Linked DNA regions of Homo sapiens: region 2 is linked to region 1. Evidence: chromatin loops called from intact Hi-C (ENCODE). Cell type or tissue: mammary epithelial cell. All regions are shown on one strand. Each heading gives the region's core, and the rest is flanking DNA. Links, peaks and the distances in the headings are about the cores only.

Region 1 (15,669 bases), core at 3,076-11,075:
TATGAAGAGGGGCCTCAACACCTTTGCCGGATCAGTGCCAGAGAAAACCAAGCAGTGAGCCAGGACTTTCTACCCTGCTGGCCGGAGATAAGGCCCTCTCCATGGTGTCACTACAGACCACGTGGGAAGCCTAAACTTCCATTCCCACTGGGGATATTGAGGCTCCTCCTTGCTAGGGTAGCATCAGAAGAGGCCTCATGGAAAGTAAGAACTATAACCATTGTCCAGTGGTAACTAGACTGCCCCTACCACGTGTCAGCAGAGACCACATGGGAAGGTGGAATATCCATTCCTATCCATTCCCCCATTTAATAGTAATGAGGAGCACCCCCGACTCTGGGGAAAATCCAAAGGAAATCAATGTGACAAAGAACTGGTTCTTTGAAAAGATCAATAAAATTGGCAACTCTCTAGCAAATCTGGCAAAAAAAAGAAAAAGAAGACACAAATGATCAATACCTGGAATGAAACAGGAAGCATCACTACAGATTATGGAGACATCAGAAGAATAGGAAGGAGACAGTACAAACAAGTAGACACACATACATTTCACATCTTAGACAAGATTCCTCAAAAATATTAGCACAATTCACCCAATAATTTAAAAATTTATATGGAAAGGCAAAGAAACTAGAATAGCTAAAATGATTTTTCAAAGAATTAGGAGCTTTCCATGCTTAATAAATATGTTTTCAGTATTCACTGTGTCTCTGGCACTATTCTAGTACTAAAGTTATAACTTTAATAATATATGGAAAAATGTTTGAAGTTTACACTCTACTGAAGGAAATAATCAGTGAAACGTGAACATGTAAAGCACAGGTGGCAATAAGTTCTATGACCTGAAGAAGGAAAGGGTAAAGAAAACAAATAAGTTCTGTGAAGATGAATAAAGCAGATGAGGGGATAGAGAAGGAAGTCTTCCTATATAAGATGATCAGGAAAGGTCTCACTGAGAAAGGCTGAGCAAAGACTGAAAGATCACAAAGTAATCAGCTGCCTGGGTGTCTAGGGAAGATATGTTTTGGAGAAGGGGAGCTCCCTAGCAGTGATGGGAGGCTAGAGTGTGCTGGATATAGGAGCATGCAAGGAAACCAGTGTTGGTATAGTGGAGAGAATGAGGAAGAAAGGAGAAGATATTGTCAGGGCGTGCTCAGAGATCTCGCCATACCTTGTAGGTGACTGTGAGAACTTTGGATTTTACTCTGATGGAGATGGGAAGCCATTTGAGAGTTTCATGCTGAGGATCTGAGTGACCCGATTTTGGTGTAAAAAAAAAAGGAGCATTATGTAGTGATTAGAATGTAAGACAATAAGGGCAAATTCTTTTTTTTTTTTTTTTTGAGACACAGTCTCCCACTGTCACCAAGCTGGAGTGCAGTGGCACGATCTCAGCTCACTGTAACCTCCGCCTCTCAGGTTCAAGTGATTCTCCTGCTCCGCCTCCCGAATAGCTGAGATTACAGGTGGGCACCACCATGCCCAGCTAATTTTTGGTATTTTTGTGTTTTTAGTAGAGACGGTTTCACTATGTTGGCCAGGCTGGTCTCAAACGCCTGACCTCGTGACCAACTCGCCTCGGTCTCCCAAAGAGGAAAATTCAAAATTATTTTCTTACGGGATAAATCCAATAATAAAGAGATTACAAATCTTAACCTTTTTAACTATATTTTTTCTGACTTCAGATGCTAAGACTGATACTATTTTTTCTCCTGGTTAATAAGTACTCAAAACTCATTAATAAGATAGTATTAATTAACCAAAACCCTAAGGATTAACGGTTTTAAGTGTTGTGTGCTAACCAAAAAAAAAAAAAAAACGCAACTGGAGAATATAATAAATTAAATGAACTTTAATTAGAATATAATATGTTAAAGTTTGCAAATTAATCAAAATTGATAAAGGACACACTAAGTACATTTTAACATAGATGAGTAAAATGCAAAATATGATTTAATATCAGTATATTACTTAACTTGTGTAAATTATAATAATCTGACTTGTTACTTTTTAGTGGAAGTGTCTTCCAGATACTTCTACAAGCAACTTATATATGTACAGGTACATATACAAAATGAGTACATGTACTCATTTTGTAAGAGTAAGGGTACTCTTACTCTTATAAGTAAGAGTAAGATGAGTATGAGTACTCTTTTCATAATCATAAAATGAGTATGTGTACTCATTTTATAATTTTAAGTTGCTTGTGGAAGTATCTGGAAGGCAGCATAGTGGGTTGAGATGAACTTATGTAGTATATATCATGACCCCATTCTTTAAATGTGTTAAACAGGTAGGCAAAACATGCACTCTATCCCAACTGTAGGCTTCATTCTGACCCTGCTCTGGGGATGTTATAGTTCTAACATGTTTGATTCTGTATGCAAGCTGTCACTGAAGAGCTTCACTAAAAGTCGTTAACTAAAGTCAAAAGGAATGCAGTTGTATCATCTCTTATAAAAGATTATTGGAGATGTGATGATAATTTTAGCTTTATTTATCGTCAACTTTTCATCAATATATGTATTTGTTTCAGACTTATCAGAGTTACAAAATCGGATGCTAGACTGAGCAATTCCAAACTACCCAGGAGGTGGAAGGTCCAGTTTCTTTCTCCTTTTCTTTCTTTCTTCCTTTATTCCTTCCTTCCTTCCTTCTTTCTTTCTTTCTTTCTTTTTTCTTTTTCTTTCTTCCTTTCTTCCTCTCTCTCTCCCTCTCTCTCTCTCTCTCTCCCTCCCTTCCTTCCTTTTCTTTTCCCTCCCTCCCTCCCTCCCTTCCTTCCTTCCTTTTCTTTCTTCCCTCCCTTCCTCCCTCCTTCCCTCCCTCCCTCCTTCCTTTCTTTCTTTCCCTCTCTCTCTCTCTCTTTCTTTTTTTTGAGACAGAGTTTTGCTCTCATTGCCCAGGCTGGAGTGCAATGGCACAATCTCAGCTCACCACAACCTCTGCCTCCCAGGTTCAAGTGATCCTCCTACCTCAGCCTCCCTAGTAGCTGGCACTACAGGCATGCACCACCATGCCCAGCTAATTTTTTGTATTTTTAGTAGAGACGGGGTTCCTTTATGTTGGTCAGGATGGTCTCAAACTCCTGACCTCAGGTGATCCACCCACCTCAGCCTCCCAAAGTGCTGGGATTACAGGCGTGAGCCACTGCGCCCAGCCAGGAGCTCCAGTTTCTTTGCATTTCATCACAAATGTTTGTTGTTTTTCAAATTTGTACTGTGTGTTACATTATCCATTTTTTCTCAAGAATCCTTTTCTATTTAGTTAACATCCATTCTGACAGTCCAGTTGGGATTCTCGAATCACTTATTCAAACCAAGAAAAGAATCCTAAAATGCAGATATTCATGTCTTCTAAAATCGGGTTTATTAGCCTTTTACCTAAGTGGTAACTGCCATTTCAATTTCTTTCTTCACAACACCACATGTGCAAGTTTTACTTTCTGTTACCATGATTTTCTCAGAACTCACTATCTTCTAGAAGTTTTACCAACCAAACAACTCTCAGACACTTGTAACTGACCCCTTTGTCTTAGTACCAAAATCTAAAGATGTAGGTATACAGTTTGTGTTCATGTATAAAGGTTCTGATAAAGGTATAAAATATCAAGATATTCTACATCATAAAACCATTATATTGAAGAGTAATATAGACAAATAAAATATGATAAATGCATATTTGGGTACACTTTAGTTGGTCCTGAAGTTTTCTCTTGGCTTAGGAGAGTAAAATATATTCTCCATAATGTGTAGCCTCATAAAACTATTAAGCCATCTTGATTCAAACAAAAATTGCAATTGTGCTAATTTAATTTGATTATTGAAGCATATTACTTTCACATTTCTCTTTATATTTACAAGAATACCTACAAGTTGATAAGTTTGAAGCCATCTTGAAGATCTTGATCTTTTCAAAGTCTTGTCATAAGAAATTGTGCCCCCCGCCAAAAAAAAACAAGTCAACTAACAAAAAACAAATTAAGAATGCTTTTTTTCCTTCCTATCAGTGATGGTATAACGTTTTATCGAATATTATTTCCTGAAAATAGGTAAATTGTTAAGTGGTTATACAACATTTTCATTTTCAGAAAAAACTGAGGAATAAATTTGAAAATCTCTCTTCACTATCAAATCGCAAAATCACAATTGTGTTGTTTTAATCTTTTTTTTTTTTTTCCGAGACAGAGTCTTTCTCTGTCACCCAGTCTGGAGTGCAGTTACACAATCTTGGCCTCACTGCAACCTCGGTCTCCCGGTTTCAAGCAATTCTCCTGCCTCAGCCTCTCGAGTAGCTGGAATTACAGGCGCCCACCACCACATCTGGCTGATTTTTGTGTTTTGAGTAGAGATGAGGTTTCACCATGTTGGCCAGGCTGGTCTCGAACTCCTGACCTCAGGTGATCCACCCACCTCGGCCTCCCAAAGTGCCGGGATTACAGGTGTGAGCCACCGCACCACGACTGTTTTAATCTTAACAAAAGTTAACTGCTGTGCTGTCATCACATATGTTCTCTACAAAATTTGCAGAAGCATGCATTGTACTGTATTGCATTGCATTGCATTGTATTGTATTGTATTGTATTGTATTGTATTGTATTGTATTGTATTGTATTGTCTAACAGTAATTTTTCCTATTAATTGTTTTCCTCATTTTTTTCTGTTATAAATTGTGGGAACAGGAGAGATTGTGAAATTTTAAGTGTTTTTTGTATAAATGATGATAGATGTGAATAAATTCATACACAATAAGTTTAGAAGTCATAGGTACCTATTACTTCACATCATTCCTTAGGTGTAGGTTTCTTTTGAGGTTCTCAGCTATTATATTTCTTAAAGAAGAAATAAATTCTTGTTTAAGAATAAATAACCTATTTTTAGTTTTAAAGTCATCAATTTATGGTTTTTTCATTTTCTCTTATTTTGTCTAATGAATAGAAAATATAATTGTAGTATATTTTGAAATTTGGTTTTTATTTTCTTCATTAAAAACCTTTTTTTCTGAGAATGTCCAATATAATATGGCCATTAAGAAGCAAATTCATTCCTAGGTGTTCACAACTAACAGTTAAACAAATCGGTATTCATAACGACAACTCCATTGCTGCTATCAAGTGATTTTCATTGTTATGAAACCATATGATCTCAGAATTTTAGAAAACCTCAGAGAACAGAGACCCCAGCTCTCCTGAGAGCCCCAGCATAGCCCATCAACATCAACAATTGGTAGTCACCAAGCTCTGTCAATGACAGGGCCTCATTGAATGGCAGAAGCAAAAAATCTATGATACTGCTGACTACTTCATAGATGTTTTAACATAATTTGAAACTGAAGTGCTCTGTTGTGTGTATACTGCCTTACTAGCAAATATATCTTAAAAAAAGAAAAATTTTATGGAATTATGCCCAGCTTTGCAACTGCTTTCCATCACATTTTCTATCTATAACACAGCCACTGCTGTGTTAGATCTCTCATTCTATATTCTAACTCAAGAAGCAGCAAGTATATCTGCTTTTCTTAAAAACTTTTGCATTGACTATAACATGCAATCTCAAAATTTACCATTTACTATTTCATCGTTTTGAAAGGCAATAGCATCAGGGAAAAAGAAGAAAACTAGTTCTTATATTTTTCTGGGTTTTCAAAAATCAAGTTTGCTTCTTCACTACACTCCCACCATGCACCCTTCTAGTTCTTTCTAAATTATCCCTGAGCCTTTGCCTGAGGGTCTTTACTTCCTGTAACTTCCCTAATTTTCCTTACTAGTGATTAATTTAGACGGATATAGCCAGTTATTTCTTTGCTCACACTCAGGCACCTAACCACTGATTTTTGCCAACAAGAACAAGAGACAAAGGGTAATGAAATGCATTCTTGAGCTCACCTGTGAAGAGTTCCCTCTCCTGTACAGAAGGAAAACAGAGTATATCCTGTATTTAAACATGAGCTAAAATAAACTGTAGTTACAGTTTGCCCTTCTCTGCCCATCCCTCAGTTTAGCAATATGTACAGAACACGCGTTGTGCGTAGAACGAAGTGTGAACATCACCTCGACTGGCAGGCAGGCAACTAACTGCAGTGTTTTAGCGCCGTCTGGTGTTGGCGCCTAGAAACGCAGCTGGCATAATTTATACCACATTTAGCATGTGACAGGTACTGATCTTTCTGCGATTTTCAAGGAATTCTCTGTTGTAATCACCAAACGCAACTGAATGTGAAAACATATATATTAATTGTTGAAAGAAAGCAAAGTCTCACAATAGCCTTTTACCCTCTGCATCATTTTATTTCTATTCAATGTCCCTATTATTTATCTGAGGAAAAGATTTTGAACAAAAACAGTATACAGCATACTCTTTCCAAAAATATACTAATTAAGGAAATATAGAGAGTACCCTCAATTTGTTTAAAATTTCTTTTACATTTCAGGGTGTTTAGGGGAATGTTAACCTTAAACAACAAAGAGATTAAAGTGATCAGATTTGCTTCATTCATTTTTTTAAAAAAATATTTTTCTATGGTGCAACTCTTATTTCACAGATAAGAAAATTACACTCAGAAAATTAGCTTTAAAATAAAAGTAGTTTGGTTTGTCTTTCACATGATTTTAAGTGTCTGCTGAGCATTTATATACCATGAAAAGGGATAAGAAGAAATAGCCAAAACTAAGTTAATGCTAGAAGAACGAAGCAGTCTGAACTTACATAAGAGCAAAGTAAACATCTCACAGAGCAGTGAGGGTCCATTTAGCAAATGAGTTTTTCCAGTGAACTAAGGAGTAGTCTTATAAACCTCTAAAAGTGAATCATTTGTCCACCCTTCTCATGTATCTTTGGACCATATCCATGTCAAAATTAAAGTTGTACACATGGAGGAAGATACAAATTACAAGCAAACCACTTTCTCCTGAAACATGTTAAAACATTTTATGCCCTCCATGATGTAAAAACTACCCAAGCCAACATGCTACAGAAGGAAAATAATTAAAGGCATTGTCAAGAATCTAATTGTTAATGAATTTGAGAAATATGATCAATTTTAATATCCCTAGTCATTATATCCTATTTCACAAGCTCGACAACTTTCATTACCATGTAAGATAGGCATAATAATGATAAAATACTGACTACTGTGCTAGAGAAGATCATTCTTAACTTTCTGTAATGAGCAGTTTGAATTTAAATTGAATTTTTTTTTAAATTCCAAGGTTAGAAAACTAACACTGCTTAAATTGAAAGGTAAAATGTCACATTTGTTTAGCTTTTAATCAAGTAAAGCGCAAAGAAATTATAACCAATTCTTTCTTTATTTAAAACAATGTAAGGCATGGTTACTTTTAAGACGTAACCATTTTCTTAAAGTAATGACACCTTATATTAAGTTCCAACTCCAGATGGTACTTGGATATGGGAATCCTTATACATAATCATGGCAGAAGGGGGCAAGGCCCTTGGAGCCATGTGCAAGATACTGTCCTATGTTCTGAGTGCCCTCTCGCCCTTGCAACACAATGGCATTTTCCTTTCTGCTTGCTGGTGCCTGCTGACACCCACTTCTGAAGTCAAGAGTTGGTGAATCTAGTGGTCTGTTCTTTTCAGTAAGCTCAGAGCATAGTGTCCCCTTCCTGACTCAGCCCACCATGATCTTGGCCATATTCTCAGTGTGGCTTCTGTCTAGGCCCTGAACCTTTGTTTCTGTCCTAAGGTCACACTGCCCCTTTCTGTAGAAGCCCAATAATAGGTCTGAAATTTCCAAACTCATCTTCTTTCCCTACCCCCCTGGGAATTTCTAAATGCCTTCTGGGCCACATGGGAGCTTAGACAGAACATGCATGGAGGAGCTCAACTTCTGCTCTTTTTCTGTCTGAATGCACTATCACCACTTCTCAATTACTATGGCTGCACTATTGCACACTGCGAAGTGATCTCCCCCCGCAAATCCCTAAATGTGAAACTAAGTATAGCCCTTTAATATCAGCTGTATGGATTTCCTTCACTCTTCTGTTTTTCCCATGAAAGATGTCTACATTCTCTTCCTGAGGGATAACAACTTCCCGTACATCAGAACCTTCTCCTACCTCAGAATCATTCACACACACACACACACACACACACACACACACAGACACCCCAGCCTATTCTTCACTAGCACTAAAAATAGTGGAAAGAGTGCAAGAGGAGGAATCAGACTACCAGGAAGAGAAAAACATCCAGAGTTAATTCAAAAATGTCTATTCAAATAAAAGTATTTCCTTGACACTCCTACTTATATGTGTTAGATAAGACTCTCCAGATAAAGGGAGTTATAATGAACACTTTCCCTTTTCCATTATCTGATTTCTTTTATTGTTTAATTTCTTGTAAATGTATTCAAAATCCCACCTACAGTTATATACATATGAGTGAAAATACAAGGCCATTACTTAGGCCCTTTTCAAACAAATACTCTCTAAACAGTTGGTTCAACCTCCATTTTTTGTTGGCATACTGAACCCAGCTAGAATATGTCTAGCATATTCTTTATGTCCAAAATAAAGGACTGATCATGTTTAGTGATAGAACATTGCATTTTTACTTATTTGGAATTCTGTTTTACTTCAAAGTCTTCTTCATTCATTACCAGATAACATTAGTCACTAGTATTTACTGGGCATCTAGATACTTTACTTGGATATACTAAAAGTGGCTTTTTTCACTACATCAATTTCATGAACTATGCCGTATCTCAGGAGGTATATTTAGATGGTAAAGTACAGTTCACTTCCATGTTACCATACTACCTCCTGCATTATTCCAGTTTAGAAGGAAACAGATGGTAAAAAGAAACTTCAAACTTCAAGAGGCTTCAGTTGGCTGGTCTTGTGGTCAAATACGAGGTCTAAGTTGCCCCTTATAGTATTCACCTCTACCTCCAACAAAAATCAACAAGACATACGTTAGGAGAAACAAGACATGGTGTCCTATTTTGTGCTCAAATCTATAGCCGATGTTGCAAGAAGCAGGATCATTTTACTTTTCATCAGTTACCTAAGGCCATAAGTGAAAGTCTGGCTTAACTGGCACTATATTTTTGTCAAGTTTAGTGTCATCTATAGATTGGCTCTCTGTGGTCCTTGGACCTGCAGCCTTTAATCGGGCTGTACCTGGGTAACTAGATTACTTTTTGTCTACTAGGTAGTTTCTCTGGCTCTAGTCCAATTCCCCTCCAATACATACTCAAACAACTTCCAGAGTGATTTCTCTAAAATAAAAATATGGTCATGACAGATCAAATTCCTTTAGCTTTCAAAATAGAGTTAAAAACTCTCATATTGGTTCATAAGGCTCTTCATTTCCAAGTCTTCATTTTCAGTTACACTTGAATTTGGTCATCGCTCTCATCCTTGCTATTCAAAGTCCCTGGAACAGCAGAATCTAGATCTCTGAACTAGAATCTACATTTTAACAAATCCTTAAGTCATTCTTAGGCACATTAAAGTTTGAAAAGCACTGGTATATAAAATATTAATATATTAACTATTTGCATGTGTTTCAGACCAATAAAAAACTCAAAGGAGTACTGTTTTAAAAGTGGTTCATTTACTGGCAGCAAAATACATATACATCTGTAAATTTTTCTTTGTCCATAAAATCTCAAAACATTAGCAAGACATTGATCATGAAAATGAACTTCACTAACCTGTCATATTTTAGAAAGGAATTTGAGATGTATATTCCCAGGGATCTTGCTTTTTCAAAGAACCACGTGGTAGGTGCCAGAAATGCACTCACGCCTGCAGTTTAAGAGGGGCAGTATCAAGGGCTCTCGTCCCCAGCATATTGCAAAACCCTACTAAACGCAAACTCCTACTGTTCTTAAACCAATCAGGGATTTGTGGGAAAGGCTCTGATGAGGATATGAACATTCCTCTAATATAAGCAAGACCATATTAATCTCAAACCTGAAAACAGAATCTACACCTGCAAAAATTATTTCACTTCTGCCTATTTCCAAAACATAATTGAGTAAAGCCCTATTTTTATTATTATCTTAATATTTTACTTGTATAGGTTTTTGGGATAATTTTTGACATTTATGTTGTTGAATTTAAAACAAATCTGTGTATTTAGGACTAATTTATTTTAGCTCATGGTACTTTTTTGGTTGAAAGATAGATAACGTTGGTTGAAAGATAGATGGAAAGTCCTGGCTGCGAGTTGTTCAGGTTCTTGGCTTGTTGAACGAAAAATTAAACAAAATGCACAAACAAAGCAACAAAGAGCGAAGCAAGGAAAGCACAGATTTATTGAAGCAAAAGTACACTCTACAGAGTGGGAATGGGCTACAGCAAGCAGTTCAAGGGCCCTGATTGCACTGTTCTTTGGGGTTTTTATTAGACTAAAATAATTTGGTAACACCCTTAGGTACCTTTTAGAGGCCTCCAATTGGTTACACCCTATGCAAATAAAGGCTTGGTCCATGACCGATCAGAGGCTGAAGTGAAGGCTTGGCCCAGACCAATCAGAGGCATTTCCTGTTTCTGACATGGGGGGAAGGGGTTTTGTAGAGGGAAGGGCCTCTGACCTCTTGTCACTTGGGCATCGAGAGGTAGGGTTTTCCTCTCAGTCCAATTCCAAGAAGTCAGCTGCAGGTTTGCCTTAGGCTCCCTGTCTCCAGACCCCATTCTCCTACCTCAATAACATCCTAGAAATCTAAAAAAATAGTTTGATAAGTGAGTAATATATAAATAAAAGCCAAGTGCATATGCCTAACTTGTTACAATTTGCTATTTATGAAATCATTAAAATGCATATTATAAAAATGTCCAGCATTTTAAATTAGCTAGGAAGAATATTAATTTTTGCTTGTACTTTTCTTAATATTTTTATTTCATAAATTTCTATTACTAAACTCAACATAAAAAGTATGAAAGTCAGATGTTTTACTACATATTTTCCTACATATTATGTTTTGAAATCTCAAAAATCAAATAAAATCACATTCTCTTGGGTTCTTTTCCTTTCAATTTATCATCATATATAAACAGGATTAAAAATTACTCTTTTATAACTTCTAAACATTTATTCTCTAAATAACCTAGAGAGTAAATAAAATGTCATAAGAAATCTTTACACATTAGGAAATTGGTCCAACACCTCATAAGTACTTACTTGGCACATGGTATTCTCTCAAGAAAGCATGAAAAAAGAGATTTTAATTGAAATTTAACAGATAAAATATTTGTGTTGATCATATTAGCATACATCATCTGAAAAAGTAGTGTTGTAGACATACATTTTTATTATTAAAATGTATTTTAAGTCTAGGCACGGTGCCTCACACCTGTAATCCCAGCACTTTGAGAGGCCAAGGTGAGCGATTCCCTTGATCTCAGGAGTACGAGACCAGCCTGGGCAACATATCAAAACTCCGTCTCTACAAAAAAGACAAAATTTATCCCAGGATGGTGGTGTATGGCACATGCCTGTAGTCCCAGCTACACAGAAGGCTGAGGTGGAAGGACCATTGCTTGAGCCCGGGAGGCAGAAGCGGAGGTTGCAGTGAGGTGAAATCATAAAACTGCACTCCGCCCTGTCTCAAAAGAAAAAGGTATTTTAAACGTTTTGTCTTCTTTTTAAATAGCTTATTTGTCCTTTAAATGGATTTGAAACCATATATATATATATATATATATATATATATATATATATATATATAAATGCCTTAGATAAATTTATATTATAATCTCACCTACAGCTTAGTAATTTTGATGTATTTCTTGTTTAGTTTAAACACCTCTTCTTTTAATATCTTTCAGTAATTCTTTTTATCGAAAAGGTAATAGCAGACATTCAGAACTAAGAAAATGTATACCATGAACATGCTCTCACCAAAAAAAAAACTGAAAAAAAATGAGATTAATTTGCCTATATATTAATAGAAACTTCTTTAGCCATCTGGGGTTTACTTTTGTGGGATAAGACTAAGACAAGCTAAGTTTTATTATTTTTATAAGAAATATTTTGTATTCTCTTTTTTTTCCTGCTCAAATGCCCTTCTGCTTAATTGGAGGTTCCCAAACTTCCTCGGTTCGTGGCACCCTTAAATAATTTAATATTACTTAATAACCACGCTTAAACTATTCAATAACCACAATTACACATTAATGAAAGCATATGTGCCTACTGATCACAGCCATAACTTCTCAAATCTTGAAATCAGATTGAACACCTCCAGCCTCATTTCTTGTTACACATCGATTTTCATATAGGATGTGCTTTTTTATCAAAACACCCATCAAAAATCCAGTTTCGCAAAAACGTGACATCATAGAAAGAAATGAAGTACAATCAAATTTATGAACTACCTTAAGCTAATTTACACATATACAAAAGATGTCCTGTATTCCTCTGTTTCTCTCAAAAACTGAAAATATCCCATTGTGTCAGTTTATGGTAATACCCCCAGACATCTTGGCACACAGTTTGGGAACCACAAGATTCTTTTCTTAATCTTGAAATTGTATAATACTATCAGGCTACATGAAAGTATTGGTCTCTTATAATTAAATATGTTTGCTTATAAGGATCCATTTTTATTTGTAATATTTGTGGTTTAAACGAATCCTTTAAGTCCTTTAAAATTTTTTTGTTATATTTTTCCTATAAAAAATATACCCAATACCTATAAGTTGAATCCCTATTCTCTGTCTCCCAAGTCTTACATCTCCCTGCTCCCTTCTGTCAATTGGTTTTTATTTTTCTCCACATTCTGAAAAAGATTCTGAAGTTATGATTCTTCAGTATAGTCTATTTTTTTTTTTTTCCAGGCAGAATCCTGCTCTGTTGCCTAGGCTGGAGTACAGTGGTGCAATCTCTGCTCACTGCAACCTCCACCTCCTGGATTCAAGCAATTCTTCTGCCTCAGCCTCCCAAGTAGCTGGGACTACAGGCATGTGCCACAACGCTCAGCTAATTTTTGTATTTTTAGTAGAGACGGGGTTTCACCGTGTTGGCCAGGCTGATCTTGAACTCCTGACCTCAGGTGATCCGCCCACCTCGGCCTCCCAAAGTGCTGGGATTACAGGCATGAGCCACCACACCCAGACTCCATATTAGTCTTTTAACTTTCTCCAGTTTCAGTTCTGCCTGTCACTGCTTGAGGTGTGTATTGGTCTACTAGGGCTGTATCGTATTAAAATGCTGGGGGGACCTAAACAACAGAAGTTTATTTTCTCACAGTTCTGGAGGCTGAAGTCCAAGATCAAACTGCTGGCAGGGTTGGTTTCTGGTGCAGCCTCTCTCCTCGGCTTGTAGACACCACCTTCTCTCTGTGTCCTCCCATGGCCTCTCTTCTGTGTGTGCTCACTCCTGGTATCTCTTCCTATTCTTACAAGGACACCAGTCTTTTGGATTAGGATCCACCCTATGACCTCATTCAAGGGGGCCTTTATTACCTCCTTCAAGACACTATCCCTAAATACAGTCATATCTGAGGTTAGAGCCTCAACATATGAACTTTGGGGTCACACAATTCCGTGCATGACAAGGTGTATATGGAAACTCTGTAAGTGTATTAATTTAAACACATCTTTTTCACTTCACTCACTTTTCTGTTAATTTTGTATATGCCTCTTAGCTCCTCTTTCATCTTTTTGTTTTATCTTGTCTTTTGTTTCTCATGCCACATAGTTTATATTTTTCTGAATTTAGTTGATAGAAAAAAGGCCATCTTCTAAATGTTTTCTACAGGATATCCCTTCTCTGCTATAATCTTTATCTTTTACGTTACAGGATGTCTCCATCTGACCCACTCTGTTGGTTTTCCTGCTGCTCTCATCTGTTGATTTATCTTTCTGTAAGTAGAAAACTACTGTGACACCGTTTCTAGTTTTTGTTTATAAACAACATCAAAGTTCTGTGAATTATCCATGGCTGCCTTCACTGTATAGCTGGTTGCTTTCAGAGTCCTCTTTCTTTGGGTGGAAGCCTCATTGATGTGCATTGACTGACTCTAATGAAACTTTCAGCACTTTGCAATCTCTTATTGAGTGTCGAACTGCAAGACTGAGAAGGGACTTAGCAGTTTCCATTACTTGGTCATCTGATTATGATAATTGGAGTTTATTTCTGAAGTTAAAAATAGTCCACTTATCTTTCTTCCCAAAAAAGTATATATGGAAGAAAAAAAACCCAGAATGCACCACTTTTGTGAGTTTTCTAAGGCTATCCCATTATATCTATTGATTTTATATTGAATGTAAAGTAATTTATTCTAAGCACTTCTGTCAATAGCTACCTTGTGTCAATGGAAACTGAAGTTCCAGAATCTGTTCATCACACAAGTATTAATGGAGGAATAAGGGTAATGAATACCTATGGCTCGCTGCTTAAGAGAAACAGTTTCTCTTGTTCAGGAATATAAAAGCTTTGTCTGTAGTCTACCTGAGCAATAGATACAGATGTTTGGATGACCTAGGAACTTGCCAGTGGCTTCAGATCCACAGACTTTAAGATTGATCATATAATTATACTCTCTGTTTAATATTAAAAAGATGAATATTAAATTGTCCCTATGTCAGTATAAAAATCATTAACTTACAAGCGCTCCCAGCCTTCCTTTGCCCTACCCTCATACAGGATCTTCTAAGTTGTCCCATTTGGTTCTCTTTTCTACCCACTCTGCTTTATGGAGGACCTTTCTTATTAGACCTGGTGTTTTGGCTTTTGTGAGAAAGAATTGGAGGAAGGCAAGAGGGTATGAGGAAAATGTGAGATTCACAAAGGTTACAGAAAAATTGTGGCCTGGAGAATGATGGGCATGGGAGCAGCTTTGGGGTGAGTCAGGTGGACGGAAAAGGAAATTCAGGGAGGTTTTAAGGCCTGTTGAGGACCAAGTGTTCCCATTATTGTATGATTTTGAAATTACTCTTGCTTTCCAGGACGTTTCCCTTTCAACAGTGGGGTTGAGTCACCCAGGTCAGCATTTCCAAGTGTTATATTTGATGGTGGTAATGGGAGTTAAAGCCAAGGTTTGAAGCCAAGATTTAAAGCCAAGGTGTCATACCCAGCTGGATTTCAGATTTAAATTACCAGCCTCAATCTGAGCTGCTTATGTATTTGCACCAAGTCTTCCTAAATTCTGAAGAAAGGAAGAAAGGGAAAATCTGGGCCCCGCATGAGCAGGGATGGTTTTGGGCCACCACCAGACAATAAAAGGGCGTGTGTGGAGACCACATTAAAGTTGGAATTTCAGTTTAGGGGAATGCATGGTTTGGTCCTGGATGTTCCAGGCAGAAAACCAAATTTGTGCAATGTTATCCCAGTTAACTCAATTGAGAAAATGTTTTAAGCTTCCTTGGAAATGCCAGGCATTTGACTCTTAAGTGGACACCAAATTTCTTACAAAGATGCCAGACCTATTGTCTTAGCTGGTACAAAGCTTCCACCTGGCTCCACCTAATGCAAACAGCCTTATGGACGTGGTCTTGGTTTGGGGAATCCCAGTCAGAACTCCCAAGGCAAGCTACTTGCAGCCAGAAAATTGAAACGTTCATAGAAAATAATTGGTAGAATTTAGAAAGGGCTTTCCCTTCAAGTAATCAAGGATGAGAAATTCTAGACCTCTTTCCATGTTCAAACACTTAGATCAGTTTCATTTTGTTTTAATTTACAAAAAATGGAATCAAACACA
Region 2 (15,669 bases), core at 3,973-11,972, 810 kb before region 1:
TGAATCAGCTATATATTAAATAAAGCGTCTTTAAACAGAAACACACATAAAACAAGGTTACGAATGCATTAGCTGATGAAAATTTTATAATCAGAGGCTCACAGGAACCTGCCCTATATATCCCCTAGAAGCAAAGCTTCAGTACTCACGAATTCTGTAGTCATAATGACTTTATGGACCATAACTATCATGAATAATGGGAATTGACTATATTAACTTTTTATGTTTTTACTTCTTCAAATTTTACTTTCTGAGTTTTTATTATAAGAGTAACCATATATTCCCTTTTTAAAGTTTGTAAACTCAGGAATATATGCATATATAGACATGTATGTGTTTGTATTTGAATTTATGATTTGCTAATATGTATCTATGGTACAGATCACTTTTCATGACTCAAGTGATAAAAGCTAAATATGCATGAACAAAGTGAATTGAGAAAATTATTTAAATTAGATTTTATACTTGAATAATTTGAGGTACATCTGAATTGCTAATAGCTTAGAATTGTACAGTATTTTGAAGATATTCAGTTCTGTTGGTCAACTTTGAATGTTGGATTTCTCACCTAAACACAAAGAGATAGATATAGTTCAAGTCTTTAAGTTTTATCAAGTGACATTTTATAAGGCCATGAGAAAATGCATAATTTTTTTTTAACAATGGTAGCATGTATTTTGGGTTATATTGCAGGGAAATTGGTTGTAGGAGTACTTTGGAGAGGCTGTAAGAAAGGATGGATTTAAGTTGATACTTGAAGAACAAGAAACATTTTGATAGGAAAAGAATGAGAGATACGTTACAGGAAAACAGAGAGAAAGAAAAATAAAGGAAACAGTATAGAAGAGATAAACATGAAGCATATTGGAAGATAGTGAAGGAATCAGGTTGGCCTAATTTACGTAAACGTTAATTTAAATCACACTAATGGTTTTCAGTGAATATGAGTGGTTAATATTTGAATCACTTAGGACACCTACTGTAAACTGAATGTGTTCCCCTCAAATTCACATGTTGAAAACCTATTCCCCAGTGTGATGGTATTTGGAGGTGGGGCCTTTGGGAGGTGATTAGGTCATGAGAGCAGAGCCATTATGAACACTATTAATGCCCTTATGAAAGAGGCCCTAGAGAGCTTCCTTGCCTCTTTGCCTTGTGGAGAAATGGGGAGAAGTTAGTTGTCTCTGCAAGAAGGTCCTCAGCAAATGCAGAATCTGCTGGTGCTTTCATCATGAACTCCTCAAGCCTCCAGCACTGTAAGAGTAAATTTCTGTAGTTTGTAAGCCACCCAGGCTATGGTACTTTGTTATAGCAGCCTGAACACACGAAGACACCTACTTACATACAGTGCATAAGCTAACATATTATTTAAAACAAACAAAAAACAAACAAACAAAAATTGTACTTAACAACATTTTTGCCTGGACAGACACATATCCAGAACAGAATGATCTCTCTCTCATTTAAACCCATCACACACTTCATCTTATGGGAAAGCCCTATCCATTGGTTTACGAAAGTTCACTTGATTAGATTTGGTGGAACCTCTTTGCATCAGATTTGGAATACAACATCCAGGATAGGACTAATACCTAAAGGCAAATATTAAAACCATCTCCTAAAAATTAAACAGAGAATGAGAGACAGAGAGAGAGAGAGAGAGAGAGAGAGAGAATTTTGCCCACGCTCCACCTTTGCCAGTCACGCTTTTAGGTTATGCGTTCCTAACCCTTAAGGAGGCAGCACATACTCTGACTCACTGTTTTTCATTCCTTGTCTTTCCCCATCTTGCACCCAGGCCCTCAGGTACACAAAACAGCAGGACCTTTTGCTTGGGCCTCCCAGTGCAGTAAGAAGATGACTTTTCCCTCTCCTTCCTGCATTTCTGCTCAAACATGTGATGCTCACCTGGTGGCTTCTGTGGGGTGGGGGTGGGGGGAATGAAACATGATGGGGTTGCACCTTTTCCCACTTAACCACTTGCCTGTACTCTCGAAGCATATGAATAAAGGCTTGACTGTAACTTTCTGTTTCCCTTATTGTCCTAATCATAAACACCACACCTGGCAGTTCAGAGCACACTCACTCTTTCTCCCTTTGACAGAACCTATTTGAGCTTATATAGAATCCAAAGGGCTGTGATGGAATGGCAACCACGATTGTTTAGTTTTGTGGATGATTCCTCTTTTCCTCCAGATTGTATTGCTGGGAAAAACATGCTCTTAATAGTCATTGAAGTTGCCATAGGACATTTTAGTACTAGAAAGCGTTTAAGATTTTTTTAGTCCAATTCGCACCTTTTTACAGATAAGGAGAGTGAGGCGCAGAGTGCCTTGAAGTCGAGCCACAACTGACACTTGGGGCCCTGAGCCAGGGCAAGGTTTCTCTTCCTTGCTGTTCTTCCTTTCTAAATTTGTATCTGAGAAATTGATGGGGAAAGAAAAAAAGTTACCTGAGGCAAGAAAGGATGGGTAAAGAAAGGAGTTGCTTGGTAAGCTCAGTATATGATGCTTGTTGTATATGACGTTTCCTGCATTTGATGCTTCAGCTCACTTTTGAAGACTGAAATTTTCTTGAGCTCAATTAATCACAAGATACTCTTAACGTTACTATATAACATGAAATTAATGGAAAAGGGAGTGGCAGGATTTTTTGTTTGTTTGTTTTCTTATACCCTCAGATAATTTGCCAGAAGGCACAGGAGGCTTTATTTCCTTTACATGGCACACACAATTCTGCTCCTATTATCCTGAGCTCAAGAAGAAGTAAACTGAACACTGGACATGACTGGTGCCCACTCTCTCTCCATTCAGCCAAACCTACCCAAAAAAGCCTTTCCTAAATCCCAAGGCAGGAACAAAAATGGAAGGAAAAGCTTAGCTTCTGAACTCTCTTGGTAGTTCTAACTGGTGCTGCCTATCAGAATTTTTCTTACGAGTTTTTGATAGTTAAGAGAAAACCTTTATTGATAGGTCTGTAAGAGCTCTATTTATTAAACAGATTTTACTGTGCTAACGTATAGTCACCAATTATAAAATAACAGGAAGGATATTCAGCAGAGTGTGAGATACGACCTTGTGTGAAGGTGAACCATTTTGAAAAGTGGTTGCTTGGCAAGGAGTGGGAAACTAGAAGAGTAAACCAGGGAAGAGGAAAACGAGGCATGTTTTTGAGACGGTCACAATGTGGGCGGGGCCTTCTGATGTGCCTTGTAGTTGGCACCTCAGAATTGTACACCTCAGGAGAGAGGGGAGCAAGGGCAGCATTTTTCCACAGGCTTCCATTTCCTGGTCAAGGGAACTTTCCTGAACTTCCAAATAGTGCCTTTGTGAGTGCCAGGCTGATTCCTATGGAGGGCAATTACTCCAGTAGAGAAGCCCTAGGGCAGAAAGTAAGTGATTTAGATGCAGCCAAGGTGAAGTGTTACTCAGTTATGTCTGGAAACTGACTGCCATATCAACGGCTGAGGTAGAAGGCGAGGTGAAGGACATGAGGTGGGCACGAGAAGGATATGAAACAACGTGAAAGCCATTGCTTTCAAATTTTGCCTGGTGGAGCCCTAGAAATTCTATGGTGGTCCCTTGGGGACAGCACTGGTGGGTGGCATGGGGGTGCAAGGTGAGCAGTGCTCTTGGTCTCAACATGTGGTTACATCTGGACAGTTGTTCTGTGATCTGTTTTATATATTGGGTCCCAAGTTCTTGAAATAAGTGTCTACATCTAAAAACAAGTTTGAAGACTGCTGTCACAGATAATTATTTCAGTCAGATAAACATTAAACTTAGTGAGGACTAAAGACTTGGAATTCTTGTATTTTAAAATGACATGCACCATTTAGTCTTGGTATTTACCCCTAGTACTTTTTTTTTTAATTTATTTTTTTTGTTTGAGTCGGAGTCCCACTGTGTTGCACAGGCTGGAGTGCAGTGGTGCGATCTCGGCTCGCTGCAGCCTTTGCCTCTGGGTACAAGAAATTCTTGTGCCTCAGCCTCCCCAGTAGTTGGGATTACAAGCATGCGCCACCCAGTCTGGCTAATTTTTTTTATTTTTAGTAGACACAGCATTTCACCATGTTGCCCAGACTGGTCTCAAACTCCTGACCTCAGGTGATCCACCTGCCTCAGCCTCCCAAAGCGCTGGCATTGTAAGTAAGAGCTACAGTGCCTGACCACCACTAGTACATTTTTAAATCTCATATAGTTGTATGTTATTTCTCAAAATGAGCTTATTTTTTCTTGCATCTGACCTTAAAATATCTGTTTCAACTACTGCCTTAAACGGAATCCTAGGAGAAATAATATTTTCAACTTTTATATGTAAGAGATCCTATTAGATGTTCAAAATCTCAAAGTAAATATTGTCAGCATTTATTATTTGAATACCTACAGACACCAATTAATTATTTGTATTTTCTTCTTAGCAGTAGAGAAATTATGCTTTATTTAAATTTATTAACCGATTTATTTTTTTTGCAGCAGTAGCTGAGGTTTTTTTCTGAGTATTATACCTAAATATTAATTAAAACAATTAGCTTAGAAAAATGCTTGCAAATAAATTTTTACAAATAATTTTTAACACATTTAAAAAAAAATAAGATCAGTTAAAAGTACTCAGAAGAGTTAATGGCCCGAATGTTTGTTTGTTTTCTTTTATGTTTGTTGGTTTTATTTGACATCTATTTTCTAGCATTGGCCTACTGGAACTATAACAACTTGGAGTAATTAGGGAAATTATGTGTTTAAGCTTAAACATATGATATGGTACCAATTATAAAAAGTTATGAGAACATACAAAAACATTTACTATGTATGTGTGTTTCCATATGTTTACTATATATATATGTGTTTCCATATGTAGTAAATGTTTAAAAACATGCATGTGAATAACTCACCACTAAATTTATGATAGTGGTAGTCTCAGTGACAGGAGGGTATTAGGAGCAGAGAAGAGACTTCAACTGTTTCAGTCTGTCTATCTCTCTCTCTCTCTCTCTATCTATCTATCCATCCATCCTTTAAGAGAAGAATTGTTCTGTAATTATATATTTTTTATCTTTGGAGATGTTTCATAAAATATCAGATAGGTCATTCTTTCAAGAAAGAAAAGAGAGAGAGAAGAATATAGGAAACTCGTTGATTGGTAATGTCATGCAAATGACAAAGACACAGCTTACAACCAAGGAAAGGAAAAGCAATTTAGTGTGTTTAGAAGACACAGAAGAAGAGTTGTTCTCCTCTGAATTAGTTTCTATATGGAAAATAGCACTTAAAGTTCAAATTGTAATAGGTACCAGGAGCTCTCCCTTACTAAGTGAAAGGCATGCAATTAAGTTAGTATTTTTTAATGTAAGCCATTAAATTGAGAACTGAATTTTATTTAGTGTTTTTCACTTTAAATCCATCCTCTAATTAGGATATTTTGTGGGTTTTAGAAAAGTGAATTTTATTAATATTTGAGTAAATAAACTATTATCTTTTTATTTTATGAAAATTACTAATGATCATATTTAGTGACATGCATTCAAATTGATTCAAATATGTATGTGTGTGTGTGAATTTATATATATATATATATACACACACACACATATATATCCTTATATTAGATAAAACATTATTGTTCACTAATTTGTAGCTACCTGAATCTAGATTAAGTTTAAAAGCTTATACTTCTGTTTCAATCAAGTATAACTGATCATTTTTAAATTTAAACCTGAATCAAATATTTAGTATATAGAACAAGTATAAGCTCACAGGACTTTTTCTAAAATCAGAAATACTTGTTAGGAAGGAGAAATGACAATAACATCTTGCACGTATTTAAATGCTCTTCTCTGATAATTAGTTATATTGAGAATTTATCTAACCACATTAAGAAATAATCTTAAAAATGAAGGTACTATTACTTGGCACTCTTCATTGGAAATTTACTGGAAGGATGGTTTACGCAGCCCACAGAAATCTCAAAGTTTCTAGCCCTCCACTTTTCAACAGTGTCTGTACATACCATGTTCATAGCTACATGAACAAACCTTGGAAAAAGAATTTCCCAACATAAACACATCTGGGATTATATTAGTTTTTGCAGTTATGGGTAATTCTATAGTCTGGTTCAGTTATTAAATATTTTCCCAAAAGTGAAACATCTCTGGTGGCTGTTACTTTTTGTTTTGATTTTTTTTCTTTACAGTTCTTGACAATGAAATACTATCATCCCATTTTAAGTGATTGCTACTGTTTGTAGTATTTTCATCACATTTTCTAAAATCTTTGTGATAATTTTCATAAGGTTATTCTCCAAGCATTATTTTTCTTTAAAACCAAAAAAGCTTTCAGGTGATGGTTACTGATAACATTTTTATCACTTAACATCTGGACTTAAAATCTTTAGAACATATTACAGTTTCTCCTTTCCTCCCTTGTATTCCTTAGAGTAGCCCTGTTTAAGAATCTCATTTAAGTTATACTACTTAATAATGTTGTTGATGAGGGGATGATGATGATGGTGTTACAAACAGAACCAAAGAGTTAATCACAGCGTCCATGTTAGCAGTTATTTTTGTTGTTGTTGTTGCCATAGTCATCTGAGCCTCATGATTCACTCAATGTACTAAAACATTTTAATAAATATTACCTTAATATAATCAGAAAACTGCAACTACTTGATCATTCAATAGCATTTGTTGAATTTTAAATAGGGAAGGAAGTGAACATTTCTCCTCAATACTTAATAGATGCAACATTATATCCAGCATTTTAGCAAGGACAATACATCCCTGAACTGATCATTTTGTAGTTTAAACACCGCAGCCTGGAGACAGTCAGTTAAATGTTCTCAGCTAAATAGACATACTTGCTTCAGTCCCCAGATGCTTTCCCTGTCGCTTCATCTGTCACTAACTTGCCCATTTTTCTGTTTCACAGTCACATTCCAAGAGGGTTACCTAACCCTGCGATTAAAACCCAGCCTGCCACAGGTGGGTGTTTGGGATGACCTTTCAAATAGTACTGCATTTTGTAAGAACTTTCAGTACCGAGAATAAAGCATAATAACATGTTCTCAGTAAGATGCACCGTCACCATGTTTCTCCAAGTCAACAAGAGGCCAGAGGTAATGCCTTTAAAACTAACTCACCCAACCAGCAACCTCTTCTACACTGGAATAAGACCAATCTGCTCATTTCACAGCCAGTTGCCACTCTATTGGCTCTCTCTGTATTGCAAAGCATAAACTAAAGGGTAGAAAAATGAGGAAGGAAAATATCAAGAAGCAATAAAAGGGAATAAAATATTATGTTTCAGATGGCAGGATTCCTAGATGCTTTGGTATTTTTGTTTCATGCTTTTTTCCTTCAGGATTTCACATAGAATTTGGGGATAATTTGTTATTCCCAAGTTATTATTGCTATATCAACCCACTCTGTCAACCTAATAGTCGAATTAACTCAAATCATGATTTGCCAGCACAATAAAAAAAAAAAATATGTTAGCTAGGAGAGATTTAGTGGCACTGAATTAATGAACTATCTGTTCTTAGAGAAAATAATTTACATTTTCTGTGCCTCAGTTTATTTACTTAGCATAGATAATCTCTAGAGTCCCTTCTAGCTTGATTAGTTTATGATTCTATGAATTTCTTTTAGAAAAAATGAGAAACATATTTTCCCTTCACAAAACAGGCCTTTAATTATAACTTTTATTGTCATAACTGCAAAATTAAACTTGGTTTTTAATCTTCAATGTGAATCATTGTATTGAATTACTTAAAGTAAATGTTTTTAAAAATAAATACTTCCATCGATCTTCTTGCATTTTTCCTTCTGTTGTTAGCCTTCCTCTCAATAGATGGTGCTCTTTTCTTACAGACAATACTTATCTTATTCCTCATCAAAAGATCAGGGAAATTAGCTTTACTCTTTAAAAATCATTAATTAAAGAAATCAGACAGATGAGTAGAAAGAATTGCTTATAAGCAATTTGCAGCACCTGGGTAATGAAAGCATACTGGAGAGAGCAATTCTTAAATGATTTAAGAGCTCCGCTGAAACCTGCAATACTTGCTGAATAGGTGAAACAAACATTGTAACTAAATATGAAAATGCCATGTTCCCTATATACACATACCCCTGGTTAAAAAAAAAAACCCTCGAATTAGGAACTATTTTAAAGTGTTAAAATATTTATCTTCTTTAACAAAAACAGATATATGGCATTTCACATTCACATGTAGTATTTGAATATACACATCAACACCAACACAATCAATATCAATCTCAGTCAATACTGAGAGCTTCCACACTCTGCCAAATATACCGGGAACATCTGGGTAAACAGAAAGTGGACTACAACTCTTTTGAATTAATTTTACTTGATAAGAACACTTTGTCTAGAGCACCCATCACAACTTCCTGTATAAGAGTTTCTGCAGTTTCTAATGTGGAATTATGATGCTTTTGGTCACTCCTAATTAGCTCCAACTTGTGAAGGCAATGAAATACAGCCATGTCCTGCGGTTCTCCTGAACCAACCTACCCATTCCAGATGCAGTTTGTGACTTAGGCGATCTGAAGCTACTAACGGCAAACTGGTCTAGGCAACACATTTGTCATGTTTGTTATAACAGAGGAAAACTGTCATGGAGAGATGCTAGGAAAACTTCCTCTACCTAGTGTTGCCTCAGGATGAAAGGAAGAGTTGGGTAAGGGCTGCTATGGCAGGGGAGAAGAAAGGGTGGGGTTGTGGTACAGGGAAGTACTAAACCAGCAGGAGTAGGAAAGTTGCCAAGGTCCATCTCAAAACAATTGAGAAGACTTGAGACTGCTCCCCCCGCCACACACACACACACCGGCCCCAACCAAATTTGGGAAAGCTAACTAGAATTTCTCTCCCATTATTCACAACTTACTCTTTCCATAGCTCCTGCAGAGGGACTGAGTGTAGGACTCTGCCAAGAGCCCTCTTTGCTCAGTATAAGGAAGCGCTCCAAGTCTATGCTATAGCTTCCCTCCGCCCCCCACCCCTAGACATTTGTAGCTTTTACCAAAGCAACTTCTCTGCTCCTGAAATTTTGAATTCTTTCTTTATCAGTTGAAGAAAAAACAGAAAAGTAGGTTTTCTCATAGAAATAACAATCACTGTCCGTGGTCTCCTCCAGAGTCCCCCCAGTTTACCTCCCCTCTTTCATCCTCCCGCCCAACATTGAGCCTTGGGAGTTAGGTGTCTCTTTGTACCCCCTTAAGCCGCTGAACCCTCCGCTCGGAGCCCTGGCGCTTTCCTTACCTGACAATCACATACATGACCAGGAAGTTTCCGAAGAGCCCCACCACGCACACGATGGAGTAGAGGGCCATGATCGTGATGGCCGTGATCATGGAGGGACTGCCGGTCGGAGGGCACAGGCTGTCTCTCCCGCCCAGGTCGGTGCGGTTCGGACCGCATGGGTCGGACAGGTTGCCATCTAAGTGGGACAAGTTGACCCAGGAACCGGGGCTGGGTGCTGGGGAGCAACTTGAGTACGCCAAGGCATCAGTGCAATTGCTGGCGTTCGTGGGGGCAGCGCTGCTGTCCATGGTACTGACGGCCGGGCGGGCACCGCTGTGCGAGGTAGCCAGGAGCACCGAGACTTTTCGGGTTCCAAGCGCCTCAGCCGCTTCCTTTCGCCGCTGCCACAGCTCCTGCTGTTTCTTACAGAAACCAGTCCTGGCTGAGACAGAGAGGAGCGTCAGGCGGAGGGGACCGAGCTGAGCATCTGACATTCTCCTCTGCGTATAGCCCCCTCCCACCTTAGTAGTTCACAGAGGCTCATCACCTGCCCCGCACCGCTGCAGGAGGGGAGCGTGGGCCATGCGGGATTCGGAGGCTGGAAGGGAGGGAGGAGGGAAAAGGGGTGGATTTTGCGCAAAGCGATCCAAGGAGTAGGTCTCTTCACTGGGCACTCTTCTGTGCAAACACATCTAAAGGAGGGAGATGGAGAGAAGGGTTGGGGAGAGAGATAGAGTTAGTCTTTGGTAGCAGTGAAAAATAAGAAAGGGGGCTAACATCACTCAATTTTCCAGCGCCTTTTTCTCCTTAAAATCTGGCAGGGAATACATTGGCTTGATGAAACCCTAACAGCCCTAAAACCCCAATGCTCTTCCATCCCTACTGCCAATTTTGATTATTTAGGAATGGGGGACACACAATTTTCTTTTGCAGTCCTTGTTGCCTCCGTTGCCAACATCTAAGAAAAGGTAATAATGTTTCTCCAATTTTCTTCCCTACAAACCTGTTGGGAACAACAGCGATCCTTTATTTTCTGAAAAAGAAATGAGAAACAAATAAACTTTTGTGCAGAAAACCTGTTCCTCATTTTCCCCAATTTCTAGGGTGAAGCTCTGTTTGCCTCTGATTTTGTTTCAGTGGGTAGGAGGCATAAGAAGTGGTTACAGAAATCAGAAGGTTGTGGCATCCAGTAAAGTCAACTAAAGATAATGTTGATCTTTCACATCTTAAATCTCATAGACCTGTTTGGAATTGTTTATCTTTTTTATCTGAAGACTTCCTCGATAGACATATGCTTCTGAGAAGAAGGTTGTTAAAACAAAACAAAATTTGCATTCAGTCTGTTTTCTAGTGTAAAAATTCTAGGAAAAGCCACATAATATATGGAATTAGAGTGGCCTACAACAAGATCCTTGAGAAACATGGATACGTTTTTGAATTTTATACCTTACTTCTAAGTCCATGAGTGCTTCTATTTTAGAAATAAATTTGTAAATACCAAGAGTAAGTTCTTGGTCTTTTTTTTTCTAAAGTTAACACCAATTCTGAAGTAATTCTCATTTCTGTACATGTATATATCTGTGCATGTACATATCTTTTAACCATAAACATTGAAAATACATGTCCTCAGTTGGTCTTGAAAAATTCACTGCAATTTCAGGGAGCAGGGAGGGAAGATCTTGAAAGGAACATTTAATTCCAATATTATTTTTTGGCATTTATCTTAGAAACAGATAACTCATAGGTAAACTCTATTAATCATAGGCTATTTTGCCAATGTTCACTATTATTTTTATCCTCTTACATTAAAGCATATAATTTACACAATAAAATGTTACAGAGATTTCCTAGAGACTAACAAAAATACCTTAAAACATATTCTTCCATGAACTAATGTAACAATTCTCTTATATTGAGCTGAAATCTGTCTGCCTGCATTCAGTTCCTTTGTGCTTAGTTCATGTGGAAGACAAGACACAGTATAATAATTCCTGACCTTGGAGTCAATCATTTTATAAATCAGCTTTGTAACTTTGTAGCTGTATGAGTTTGGACATGTTACTTTACCCTACAGGATGACAGTCTTCTCATTACTTAAAAAAGGCGAGGGTAGGCTAATAATATTCACCTCATATGTCTGTTAGCAGGATTAAATGAGTATACATTGCAATAGTAATTGCTTAATAAGTGATAACTCCTTACCACTATATTTCATATATTTGAAATCAACTGAGTTTTCTCTTTTGCAAGTTAAACATTAGCATCATTCAGTTGTTTCTTATAAGATGTAGTTCTGAGTCCTTTCAGTGGCCTTGCTGTTCATCTATTCTCATTATAGTTTGTCTATCTGCTCTGAAACTACAGTTCCAGTGTTAAAAATAATGACCTAAATTTGCCCTGACCAAAAAACAAACAACAACAAAAAAAGAAACTAAGCCAGATTATAAACTTTGTCTTTCTACCAGTACAATGAAAGTCCCTTTTTTTTTTTTTTAGTTTTATTTTTTGGTCACGTTGTTCTCTTGACTCTCCTTAGGTTTACCAATGACAAAATTTCCTAAACACAATCCAAGCCAGTTCCACAAATACTAAAGATCTGCTTTGGACCAGGTGCTGTGATAGGAGCTGGAGTTTAAAAAGATGGATACAATAGTGTTTGATTACGGAAACTTTCTTCTTATGCCTGGTGAATCATATGTTTCATCTCCTATAAATTTATAGTTGCTTTGGAGGGAGCTCAGTACAACACTATAGATTTTTTTACTTTTAAGTTACATCTTGTTAGATCCAATTCATGATTCTTATCCACCAAGATCTTTTGGAATGGTGATTCTGTCATCTTTTGTATGCATTTTTTAATATACTTTATTTACTCTCCTAGCTTTGTACTCCGTAATAAGGTTCCTAAGGGAGGTCTGCTCACTAACACAGTACTTAATACATAGTGGACTCCCTCCCTCACTCTCTGTGTTTCTTTCTATATTAAACATATATGAATATTAATGTGCATAATATTTGAATTCAGTTGAAAAAATGATTAGCATATATTTTATGCCATTATACCCAGATAATGGCATAAAATATATGCAATCTGGGTGATAAATAATATAAAATAAAAATAAAACAATCTGGGTGATTTTTTTAATGACACAGTTTGAAAATAAAACATCTTTATGGGAAAACCTTAATGAAGACGTTTTGTCCTTTTTGACTCAATATAGTCTGTCAACCAACCAGGACTTAAATGTATAGACTTATGGACTAGCCATATGCCTTTTCTTCTAGAATTACAGGCAAAGAGCAACCCCATTCCCATTGCCCTTTTCTAGAAACAGTTGTTTTTTTATTCTGTTTTATAGAAAAATGCAATTACTCTCTAGAGCAGGACTTGAACTTTGTGCTTCATATTCTCAGCTGAGATTGATTTTTTTGTTTTCTATTGGTCTTTATCATCTTTCAGTGAGGATAGTTATTATCCTTCTATTTTGAATATAGAATATTCTGGTTATCATTGCATGTCCTTCCTTAAGTTGTTTAACATTTATATCTTGGTATCTTCCACCCATTTAATATACAATTCAGGAAGCTGCAGAACAAATTTAATTTTCTTTCAAATATATTGACAGTCTTGAGAAACCTAGAGAAAAACTGTTCCAGAAATAATAAATTAATACCACTTAATATGTAGTATAAAAGCACCTCAATTTCAAGTTTTTGTTATTTCAGAGTTTCCCTATGGTATATTCCCTGTTTCCTCCATAATTGTTCATTTCCTACTCAATTGGTCTGAAGTCTGTTGTGAAAGTTCAAGTCTCTCATAAAAGGAGATGGACTGCAAATAAATGAGTCAATTTATTACAAACATAATTATTTCATACAGTATTGATCCCAAATATATCTTTTATTTCATTGAGCCTTAATATGTAATTTGTACAATAGAAATATCTGTCTTTTTGTTGATGCTTCTTGCTTAGCCCAGGCTTTCTATTCGAAGCAAGAATAATTTATTATCTATACATTTAGATTGAACATTGCTATCAAACCCATATCATGCAACATTTTTCACAAAAATTATTTGTTTCAAAGCAACGTATTTATTCATAGCACGGATGAATCCCAGGAAAGTGCTAAAAGTCACTTCTCTTCTTTGAATTTCAACATCTATTGGCTTAGTTATTCATAGAATTGCCTTCATCCTACACTTACTTTAATAGCTTAGTCCTGATTCTGTTGAGAGTGGCTGTTAATGGAACACATGATTAATGGCTATTAATGAGGAACACAAACATAAATACTATGCAGGAAACAATTACAGTGGTTTGAAGCTCAGAAAAATGGGACATCCAAGGTTTCATTGGAGGAACATTTTATGTATTTGTTTATAGATATTTTCTATGTTATCTAACTTTTAAATGGGCATAGCTAATGAGAATGCAAATGCATTGTGATACAATATTATCCTTGATCACTGGATTGTTGCATACATATCAAGTAAAATGGAATAGGCACTCTTTATTTGCATGGTAAAAAAATAAATAAGTAAATGAAAGCAAAAAACTCCTCACACCAACTTCTACCCAATAAACCTAAAACAAAGCCATCTAGAATAAAGTGGATGAAAGCCCCGGACTTTTGATTAAAAAAAAAGCAGTTCAAAATCCAGTCTCAACTATTTACTTCCTTGTGACTTACTAAATTACTTATACTTCCTGATATTTGGTTTCCTTTTCTGTAAAATAAAAATATGAGAATCAACTTCAAAGAGGGTTTATAGGATTACACACATATGAAAGAATTTATCCTTTGTTGTTTGGCTTTTTATATCCTGTTGTATGTGGCCTAGAAATTAGCAAGAAGAATTATTATAAATAATACACTATATTTAACTGTACAGAATCGTCCTTAAAGGACCTGATTCTTTTAAGGGCCTGAAGGTAGTATCTAGGGTCCAACTAAATCAACTCTTGAAAATTTATCCAAAAACAACTAGTTTAAATGATACATAAGCCTAAATGTCTTTCTAAAATCTGGAACCTCATTTCTATTCAAGTCTTGCTCTTCAATTTCCAGTTACAGAGGTTTGCCATTACCCTAGTACAGCCCCTTATCACTTTCTAATAGATAAACAGTTGTCAGATGTTTCAGTCTCAGGACTCTTTACACATTTTTAAATTATTGAGGATCCAAAAAGCTTTTCTTATTTAGGTTATCTTTATCACAGTCTATCACTTCAGAAATTAAAACTGAGAGCTCTATAAAAACATTTCTTTATCATTATATTTTATTTTATTTATTTATTTATTTTAAAACAGAGTCTCACTCTGTCGCCCAGGCTGGAGTGCAGTGGCGCGATCTCAGCTCGCTGCAAGCTCCACCTCCCGAGTTCACGCCTTTCTCCCGCCTCAGACTCCTGAGTAGCTGGGACTACAGGCGCCCGCCACCAAACTCAGCTAATTTTGTTTTTGTATTTTTAGTAGAGACGCGGTTTCACCGTGTTAGCCAGGATGGTCTCGATCTCCTGACCTCGTCATCTGCCTGCCTCAGCCTCCCAAAGTGCTGGGATTACAGGCGTGAGCCACCGCGCCCGGCCTCAGTCATTCTTTAAATAAAAATAGTGATCCACGGAAAAAGTGGTTAATTTAGTTCACAGCTCAAACAGGCAACATGCGCTTTTCTTTGGGACAAGCATTCTACTTTAGTTTGTGGCAGAAGCTTCATGTGTCCTTCCCATTTCATCATACACAGATTTAAAGAGATGTACTCAAGGGCCAAGATTTAATACAATTAATACATTTTACTGATCCATTAATTATATTTTTAAAAGTGGAACTTCTTTCGTGTTTTTCTTCTGTGAGTGCACGTCTGTGAAGAGTACAGTGACTCTTAGTATGCCATGGGGTCACTGTTTCGATTCCTGCTAAGGTATTAGCAGTTGAACTCATGATTGCTTATGCCTCATTTGTGCAAAAATACAATACAGTGAAAAAGCCATTTAACTTTCTAGAATTATTATTAAAATTTTTTTGACCTTGTTGATCCATGGAAAGAGTCTTAGAGACCCCACAAATCCACAGACCACACTTTCAGAAGCACTGATTTAGGTCATCATAAAAATGTCTCAGCTTCTTTCTTTTGTTTCCTTTTACTCCATTGAACATTTGTATCAGTGCCATATAAATCTTTCTAAAATCACTTCTTGAGCAAATCACTCTTTTGCATTATAGCCTTCAATACTCACAAAAAAAGTGTATTAACCTGCATTCTTATCTCTGTACAACTCTCTGTGCTTCCTTTCACTTGATTCTTTCTCTCATCCTCCCCTCCCTGAACTTCATGCTCCAAGGGTCACAGAGAAAGCAGTGGGGGTAGTAGCACTTTTCCAGCGCTTTAATTCCACTTTCAAACCCTT

Evidence for each region. Hi-C counts contacts between places; a loop is a spot of excess contacts. Peaks named below come from ENCODE experiments on the same cell type or tissue, not always from the same donor. Only the 100,000 strongest peaks of a DNase experiment are listed, where the experiment ranks them.
Region 2: it touches region 1 in a loop (23-fold over the local background); 4 of 110 quality-filtered maps call a loop at or near these places.

What each region holds. Positions count from the first base shown.
Region 1 is chr6:153,221,649-153,237,317 of GRCh38, reverse strand. No RefSeq gene overlaps it. Among named protein-coding and RNA genes, the nearest start is that of RGS17, 98 kb to the right of the region's middle. In mammary epithelial cell, for the core only: a CTCF peak has its summit at 6,094 (motif pointing left); no DNase peak of the experiment used is centred there.
Region 2 is chr6:154,033,444-154,049,112 of GRCh38, reverse strand. OPRM1 (opioid receptor mu 1) reads right to left here and starts at 9,873. Exons shown (of 4, transcript NM_000914.5): 1 at 9,279-9,873. The coding sequence starts at 9,568. RefSeq lists an enhancer at 9,114-9,613. In mammary epithelial cell, for the core only: a CTCF peak has its summit at 7,851; no DNase peak of the experiment used is centred there; H3K27me3 peaks cover 207 bases.